Regions from separate parts of the Homo sapiens genome. Here region 1 is linked to region 2. The links are chromatin contacts, found by Hi-C or POLR2A ChIA-PET in ENCODE. All regions are on one chromosome and are shown on one strand. Each heading gives the region's core, a stretch centred on a gene start or an enhancer-like site at or near the end of the contact. The rest is flanking DNA. Distances are from core to core; before and after follow the strand shown.

Region 1 (3,851 bases), core at 115-2,614, 55 kb before region 2:
CATCCAGAACATAATATTCTTAGTTTAAAGAAATGTAGTGACGTGCGGTCGTGCTGTCTTTCTGTTTGCAGCATATCAATAGTCCATTTAATGCCAAGTTCTTGACCAGGAACACAGACCCATAATTATGCATAATTTCTGTGGGAAAAATTGTTCAGCTTTCTTGCTCCACTTGATGACATATTTTTCCAAGAACAAAGGGGAGGGAGGAGAGTGATGGCAGCTGTAGATTCGTAACCTTCTGATGAGTGGGAGTCTTCAGGTTTTACCCTTCTTTTGTTCTGTCACCCAAGCGGAGCTCTCTAACTCTTGGATGTAACCCCATGAGATCACCACAGGTCCCTTAATCACAAATTATTCTGAGAACAATCTGTAGTCACTGCATACTCACGTTGGCCACAGTACATGTAAGTGTTTGGCTACCTCATAAGGTAAAGAATCTCAATACTACCCTGTTTTCTCGAAAAAGGAAATTTGGACATGTAGGGTGCCCTCCTGCTTCTTCATAGAGAATCATCCAAGAACAACTCATGCCCCTCTCAGGGAAGTGCTCTCTGGGATCTTCCCTAATGACAATTTCTTTTTTTAAGACAGAGTCTTGCTCTTTTGCCCAAGCTGGAGTGAAGTGGCATGATCTCGGCTCACTGCAACCTCCACCCCCAGGTTCAAGTGATTCTCCTGCCTCAGCCTCCCGAGTAGCTGGGATTATAGGTGCATGCCACCAAGCCCGGCTAATTTTTGTATTTTTAGTAGAGATGGGGTTTCACCATGTTGGCCAGGCTGGTCTCAAACTCCTGACCTCAGGTGATCCACCCGCCTTAGCCTCCCAAAGTGCTGGGATTACAGGCATGAGCCACTACACCCGGCCCCTAATGACATTTTGCATATGTATGACAGATGCCATCTTGACAAACTACATTTCCTTCCATCGCATGTGTCCTCACAGTAACCCCGAGAATCTGGTCTCCTCCCCTCCTTCTACAGAGGAAGAGTGAGGGCTCCGTGTGGCGAGGGGTCTGCTTGCGGTGCTGCCCAGAGCGTGGAGGGGCCGGCCAGGGCTGCACTTCAGGCCTCCTTGTTTCCTGTCCTGCGTTTCCTTCATTCCACCAAGGCCATGATTCTGACATCCTGCGAATGCCCTGTGAAGATGTCCTCATGAAATATATGCTCCTTGCTAAGTCTGTTTACTTCTGACTCTGTGGAAAGATTTTAGAGATGTTAGTAACTTTTTTTCTTTTCTAAAGTCCCTATGGAGAAGTGATTGTATCTGTAGTGCTGCCTTTCTAGGCCCTGGAAGGAATCCAAAGCTGTCACTGTGTTTTCCATCTGGCCCATTATCAAGAATCTCTGCTGCTTACTATAGCCTGGAGGCTGTCCTGCAAAACCCTGTACAGGGCTGCCAGCAGGTTGGCAGAGCAGGAAGGGCCAACACTGCACAGCTTCGCAATAGAGAGAAAGGATAGGTGGGCACGCAGGTGCACCCCGCTCTAAGACAGGGGCAGGGGCCCCCAAGGAGACTGATTCTCATCCACAAATAACTACCTGCTGGTTTACTCTTTGCTACCTGTAAATTGTAAACAGCTCAAGTAAATACAGTTCAACTTATAAAAAATTAATTTGACTTTTCTAAAATAGTCATAGGTCAAAGGTTTTATTTTTATTCATATTTGTTTATTTATTTGAGACAGAGTCTTCCTCTATTGCCCAGGCTGGAATGCAGTGGTACGATCCCTGGAACCTCGACCTCCCAGGTTCAAGTGGATCCTCCCACCTCAGCCTCCCAAGTATCTGGGACTACAGGCATGTGCCACCACACCAGGCTAATTTTTGTATTTTTTGTAGAGATGGGGTTTTTCCATGTTGCCCAGGCTGGTCTTGAACTCCTGGGCTCAAGTGATCCTCCCACTTCTGCCTCCCAAAGTGCTGGGATTGATTACAGGAATGATTCACCGTGCCTGGCCAGTCACAGGTTTTAAAAGCAACACTAAAATGGGACATCTGTATTTCCAAAAGAAGACTAATGGTAAGTGAGTCTTTGCATTAGAGTTTTATCTGTCCCATCTCCCCATGGGTTCCTGGCACCTCAAACACCTCATCAAGAAAAGTGAGATAACAGAAGTCACATCTTTGCAGAAAGTTCAGAAAATCTATATTTATAAAAGGGTTTGCAATAGAGGCTGCTGCTCATGTGTTTCTTCATAAATAGCTAATAGAAGTGAAGTGTTAGAAGGGAATTAATGGCAGGGTCTAGTTATACTGAGGACAACTCAGCCACTGTTACCCCAATTTTTAAAAGCACTTGTAGCCCCCATAGTCATTCCAAATTTAACTCAATCAAAGTGGAAAATAAGAGGAGCTGGCATTGTCTGGGCATTAATATTGGATGAGCCTTAGTTTGAATCAACTTTCATGTATTAATCACATCCCTGATAATTCAAGAGGACACTCGTTTTTTTTCCCCTCCCTCCCATACCCATGCCAGGCGCAGTGGCTCACACCTGTAATACCAGTACTTTGGGAGGCTGTGGCGGGTGGATTACTTGAGGTCAGGAGTTGGAGACCAGCCTGGCCAACATGGTGAGACCCCATCTCTACTAAAAATACAAAAAAAAAAAAAAACAAAAAACACCAAAAAAACCCGGCATGGGGGTGCATGCCTGTTATCCCAGCTGCTCTGCAGGCTGAGGCAGGAGAATTGCTTGAACCATGAGGTAGTGGTTGCAGTGAGCTGAGATTGCGCCATTGCACTCCAGCCTGGGTGACAGAGTGAGACTCCGTCTCAAATAATAAAATAAAATAAAATAAAATAAAATAAAATAAAATAAAATAAAATAAAATAAAATAAAACACATGGGAAGAACTTGTTGTTTAAGGATTCTTGTAGCTGATCCCAGAACTTTGGAGCTGGAGGGGAAGCTAGTAATGACACAGTACCTTTCACAAATGAGGAAACCCCAGATCCAGGGCCATGGACTGATGTGCACTGTGCTCAGGTGCTGGGCAAGGCAGAGCTGAGTCTCCCAGGTGCTGGATCCCTCTTAGCTGCCTCCTCTCCTCAACTCTGCCCTGCCCTGAAATAGACCTTGTGTTCAGAATCTGTGTGCACAAAAACAAGCCCCTAAAGAGAGCACTCTGGGACTTGAACAACTCCAAATTCAGTCGTCTGAGTGACAAGGCAGTTCCCTTCTAAATGTCTCTTCCACTGGGCACAAGGCACCTGTGTTGGTTTCCTGTGGCTACCGTAAGAAAGTATCATAAACTGAGTGACTTAAAACAACAGAAATTTATTTTCTCGCAACTGGAAATGCTCGAAGTCCAAAATCAGGATATCAGCCAGGATGTACACCTTCCAAGGGCTCTAGGGAAGAAAATTTCCTTGCCCCTTGCCGCTGTTGGAGGTTCCAGCCACTCCTTGGCTTGTGGCTGCATCAATCCAATCCAAGGCCCGTGTGGTTACATGGCCTTTCTCTCTGTACCCTGTGTCATCGCCTCCTCTTTCTCTGATAATGACACTTGTCCTTGGAACTAGGGCTTACCGCAGTTATCCCAAGATGATTTTCTCTTCTTAAGATCCTTAACTTAAAAACATCAGCAAAGATCCTTTTTCCAGGTAAGGTCACCTTCACAGGTTCTAGGCATTAGGATATGGAAATACCTTTCTGAGAATCATCATTCAACCCACCACAAGCACGCATGTAAATAAACTCTCAGAAACGCCCTAAATCCTCAATGTGGGTATAGCAAGCTCTAGATTTGCATTTGCCAAGGTGTGTTTCTTACACACCCAGATTTGAAGAGCTGTTTTTCAACTGTGTTTCATGGTAAAATAAGTTTGATAATTTGGTAATTTT
Region 2 (4,398 bases), core at 1,633-4,132:
GCACAGTCAGAAAATGCATCTGATTAAACCCACAATAATCTTTCAATTACCCACATTCTTTATTTTTATTACTAAGGATGTACAAAACTCACTACAGTTAACGTTCCATTTTCTTTCCCGTAAGATTCCCAGAAGTGTCCAACATCTTTGAGGCTTCCCCTCCAGCCCTGCCTTAAGCACCGCTTGCCTTTCTCCCCCATGCCTTTCACCATTTCCTCCAACCTCCGTATCTCGAAAGCCCCCAAATCTATGTGAAAATGGCAGAGGGTTAGACAAGGATATAAATGGGATAGGCGAAGCTAGAAATGTTTTAGCAAATAACAGGATAGGAAAGAATGGAACCCTACATATATTAAAATGTCTAGTGATATATGATAAAAGGCTTGGTGATAAATTAGTTGCAAAGTAATACAAACACCCATATGAATTTGGAAGCTTTCTGATTCCATGTCATGTATGGTCTTTGGTGGGTAATTCTTATTCTGGTCTGCAAAGTCCCAGTGGATACTAACTTATCCTGAAACTTTTCTGTAGCTGGAACTGTGTGTAAAACCCAGGGAGGTCCTTGATTCTGATTTCAGTGCATGATGGTTTCAGGCCTCTTGAAGAGCTGTCTTGATTCCAGTCTTTTCGCATTGGTAAGTGACACGTGCAAACTTCAGGATGAATTTGCTGTGGGTTTGTGCCATGGATTTTCCAGACTTCTTCCCCTTTCTGTTCCCTCACATATTCTTTTACATAAAACTGATTTCTGGCTCATCACAGATGTGGCTTAGTGTTGTTTTCCCGAGGACAAGAACAGTCTGATTTCCACCACTTGGGCTGCTGCAGAAGCCACATGACTCATTCATTTTGCGAGCTATTCAGATATTTTCTTTCTAAAATAAAGAGAATAGCACCTCTTTAATTTCTTTTTTCTTTTTCTTTTTTCTGTCTTTCTTCTTCTTCTTTTTTTTTTTTCTTTTTTTTTGCTTGTTTGATAGTTTACAATAGTATCTGCCTAAGGGACACTGTGAGTTGAATTGCTTCGGGCGCTCTTTTTAGCTACCTTGTTAGTTTTGACAACTCCACTGTCTAACAGAGAACTAGCAGGCAATCCTGGAAAATAGGCTATTTTTTAAAAAAAATCTAAAACACATCAGTGTTGTGTGTACCGCTAAGAAATTAAAAACCTGTGACATGGTACTCAGATGCACTCTGAGTTTAGAGATATTAAAATATGAAAAAGCTTGCATTTAGAATCAGTAGAGTATCGTGTATACACACACACAATTTTTGTTACTTTCACATTTTTGAGTGAGAAGAATATATGGATGGCATAAAATCCAAGAAGTTCCAAAATGGCACCCTTGTGCCAAGTCTTCCTGTTCACCATCTAAGAGACAGCCACTCTTACTGGGTTCTTCTATTGGGCATACATTTTATTGTCATCGTTATTGTTTGCTATTTAGTTTGTTTAAAGTCAGGTTTATGCAGATATACATACAGTAAGATTCACTCTTGTTAGTGTATGGTTCTATGAGTTTGGACAAGTTCACAGGTTCCCTCATGCTCCCTTGTACCCATCCCTTCCTTAGACCCCAGGCCTTGATAATTACTAATCTGTTTTCTGTCCTGATGGTTTTTCCTAGTCCAGATGTCATATCAATAGGACCACACAGTAGGTAAACTTTTGAGTGTGACTTTTTCACCTAGAATAATGCATTTGAAATTCATGCGTGTTGCGTGTATCCGAAGTTCATTCCTTTTTATGAGTATGTTTTCAAGTGCAACTCTTTTGAGCAATTTTTTTAACCTAAATTGTCTGTGGCTGATCTGTGAAAATTGTGTACTATTTCTGTTCTACAAACCTGCTCTAAAATCACATAGGCTGTATATTTTCCAGTGCAGTGACTACTGTGCAGCATCCATGTTAAACTCTTTGGTTTAATTATAATTTAAAGTGCCTTCAAGAGTGGGAAAAAGTGTTACCTTTTCAATACCTGTGAAGCAAAAAGTGGCTTTTGAGGATATGTTTTCAGCCTACCTTCTAAGAATATTCATGATTTAATCTTGGGCCTAGGGTGGCCTCTGGTATGTAATTTAGAAGGATCTGAACAAGGCTTACAAAAATGTATTTTCTCCAATTATGTTTCTTTATTTCTTTGTGTCTCTATATTTTTCTGTCTCTCCACTTTTTTCTCTTTGTCTCTCTCTTTCTCCTGGTAAAAAGTGTTTTCTCACCTAGCAAAAAAACAAATAGGAAATTGGTGCTTTTAAATTTGGATAACCTCGAAATTTATAAACAGTTTTTCTGGATCAATTGCTAGCCATAAACAAAAAAATTAATATGGAATGCATTAACTGGTAAGAGCGTTCTACAGAAAAGTAAATCAAGAAAGAGGACAGGGAGTGCCTGGGGAAAGGTGATCAGTGAGTGCCTCGCCCATACACCGTGTGATACTCAAGTACAGCAGATTCCAGGCAGAGGGGAGTAGCAAGGTTGACACCCTGAGATAGGAGCTTGCCCACACATTAACTCCTTTGCTAATGCTTTAAAAGGTAATCTGTTGGAGGTTCCTGATGATAGTAACTGTAAATCCTGAATATCCTTTGGATTAAAAACAAAAACATAACAAAATAGAAATATCAAAGGCCACAGAAAGCCCTAAATTTTGTCTTCACTGAAACTTCTATATTCTTGAGGACAATGACCTTGTCAGGGTTCCTTTAATAGAAGCTCTAACCACTAAATCACAATGCTCCTGCTCCAGCCTCTCAGACTACTCAAAGAGATTGTTGACTCTAATCCCACTTCATTTTTAGTTGAACCAAGGTTATAATGGAAACACACACACACAAACACACACACACACACACGCTGTACTTTGTGAATGACCCACAAGCCCTCAAATCAAAAAGTCAACTGGAAAGAATGTCTGTGGGTGTGCTATTGCAAAACAGAATAAAATGTTTTCATGATTTATGGCTATATTTTAGAAAGATAATCTCAGAAGCACTTTCCATATTTTCCTCTCATTTCTTGCTGTTGTTTCTCTAAAATCTCTTTCCACTCTTCCTGACTTTCCTCCACAATCATTGACATTAACTGAGTTACATGGAGGGGAGATCTTCACCTGGAGCCTGTAGTTTCAGGCTTGAATTATTTTGCAGGAGAGTTTGATAAGTAATTCCTCAGTGGATCTCCCGTTAGGTCCTATGGCACTTAAGGTATTTTTGAAATAAAGCAACATATTCATTCCCCCCAAAACTCCACATTTTGTAAACTTTTGCACCAAATATAACGAAGTTTATGAAAAAAAAAAAAGATGAGGAAGGGGAAGAGGCAAAGTGTTCAGTGTCCATGCATTTTTTCATCTAGAGCACCAAGGAAAGCAATGATTGGAACCTGGGGAAGATATCATGAACATTCCTGGTGACAGACACTAAAAGTGAATAAAACTGCCAGGGTGAAGACAGCCGCAATACTTGGATTGGCTCAGAGCTGCAAAAGCTGAGTCCAGTCTGGACGGAAGTGGTTACTCTTAAGTTGCCAACTTGCCCTGAGACCAGAGCAGCACAGAGTTGGGAGCCCAAATCTTGACATGGGGTGGAAGGAGGAAAGCCTGACTGTAAAAACTTGTTTCTCATTTTTTTAAAAACATAGCTTAAAGGGCTCCTTCTATGATAGCAGCAGCCAAGTTAAGAGATTTTTTCCTTTCCTACGAAGATTATAATCCTACTTTTACCTTTCTGTCTCCTCTTTTCCAGGAAAATTTGTGCATGAGCTAACATGATTTTCCTATGACACTGATGGCATTTCCCTATTTACCATTTGTTTGTGAACTTCTTCACATTACACAAACAACACACTGCAGGAGAACAGACTGTACTTGACCAGTTAGAAATGGGATTCTCTTAAACTCACAACTTTAATCATTGCCTAGATATAATAACAATGGTAACAATAATAGGGTTGGTTAACTATTTAGTGCTTTCCATGGGCCAGGCACTTTGTTAAAAGTTTTATAGCTATCACCATATTTAATTGTTGCAGTGATCCCATGTCTAAGGAATTTCTATCCCTATTTTCTGCATGATGGAATGGGAGCTGAAGAAAGCTGGATAACTGTACCCATGTTACATAGCCAGCAATGCAGAACTCAAAATTCATTTCCAAAACTCATGCTTGCCTCCAAACCATCTCTCTCTTTTTTAAAAATTTTATTTATTTATTTATTTATTTATTTATTTTGTGAGACGGAGTCTCACTCTGTCTCCCAGGCTGGAGTGCAAATGGTGCAATCTCGGCTCACTGCAAGCTTCGCCTCCCGAGTTCATGCCATTCTCCTGCCTCCGCCTCCCGAGTAGCTGGGACTACAGGCGCCCGCCACCACGCCTGGTTAATTTTTTGTATTT

What was found. A loop is a pair of places that touch in the nucleus more often than their neighbours do. ChIA-PET counts read pairs that join two places held with the same protein, here RNA polymerase II (POLR2A). Pooled maps may share reads with other maps.
Region 1: a loop to region 2 is called in a map of aorta, with 2.2 times the contacts of the local background. The contact joins two enhancer-like sites. A Hi-C loop is called at or near these places in 3 of 168 maps with a recorded cell type or tissue (aorta, astrocyte of the cerebellum and mammary epithelial cell), 1 of 37 single-sample maps with no recorded cell type and 2 of 50 pooled maps. POLR2A ChIA-PET finds 5 or more read pairs at or near these places in 1 of 52 experiments (BJ).

The regions. Positions count from the first base shown.
Region 1 is chr9:87,116,969-87,120,819 of GRCh38, reverse strand. No RefSeq gene overlaps it. Among named protein-coding and RNA genes, the nearest start is that of LINC02872, 30 kb to the left of the region's middle. Within about 2 kb of position 1,364, at least 6 of the 41 ENCODE cell types and tissues checked have a DNase peak (open chromatin) inside an H3K27ac peak, as active enhancers do.
Region 2 is chr9:87,062,560-87,066,957 of GRCh38, reverse strand. It overlaps LOC124902196 (a long non-coding RNA gene), which reads right to left. Exons shown (of 2, transcript XR_007061638.1): 2 at 41-878. Among named protein-coding and RNA genes, the nearest start is that of LINC02893, 23 kb to the right of the region's middle. Within about 2 kb of position 2,882, at least 6 of the 41 ENCODE cell types and tissues checked have a DNase peak (open chromatin) inside an H3K27ac peak, as active enhancers do.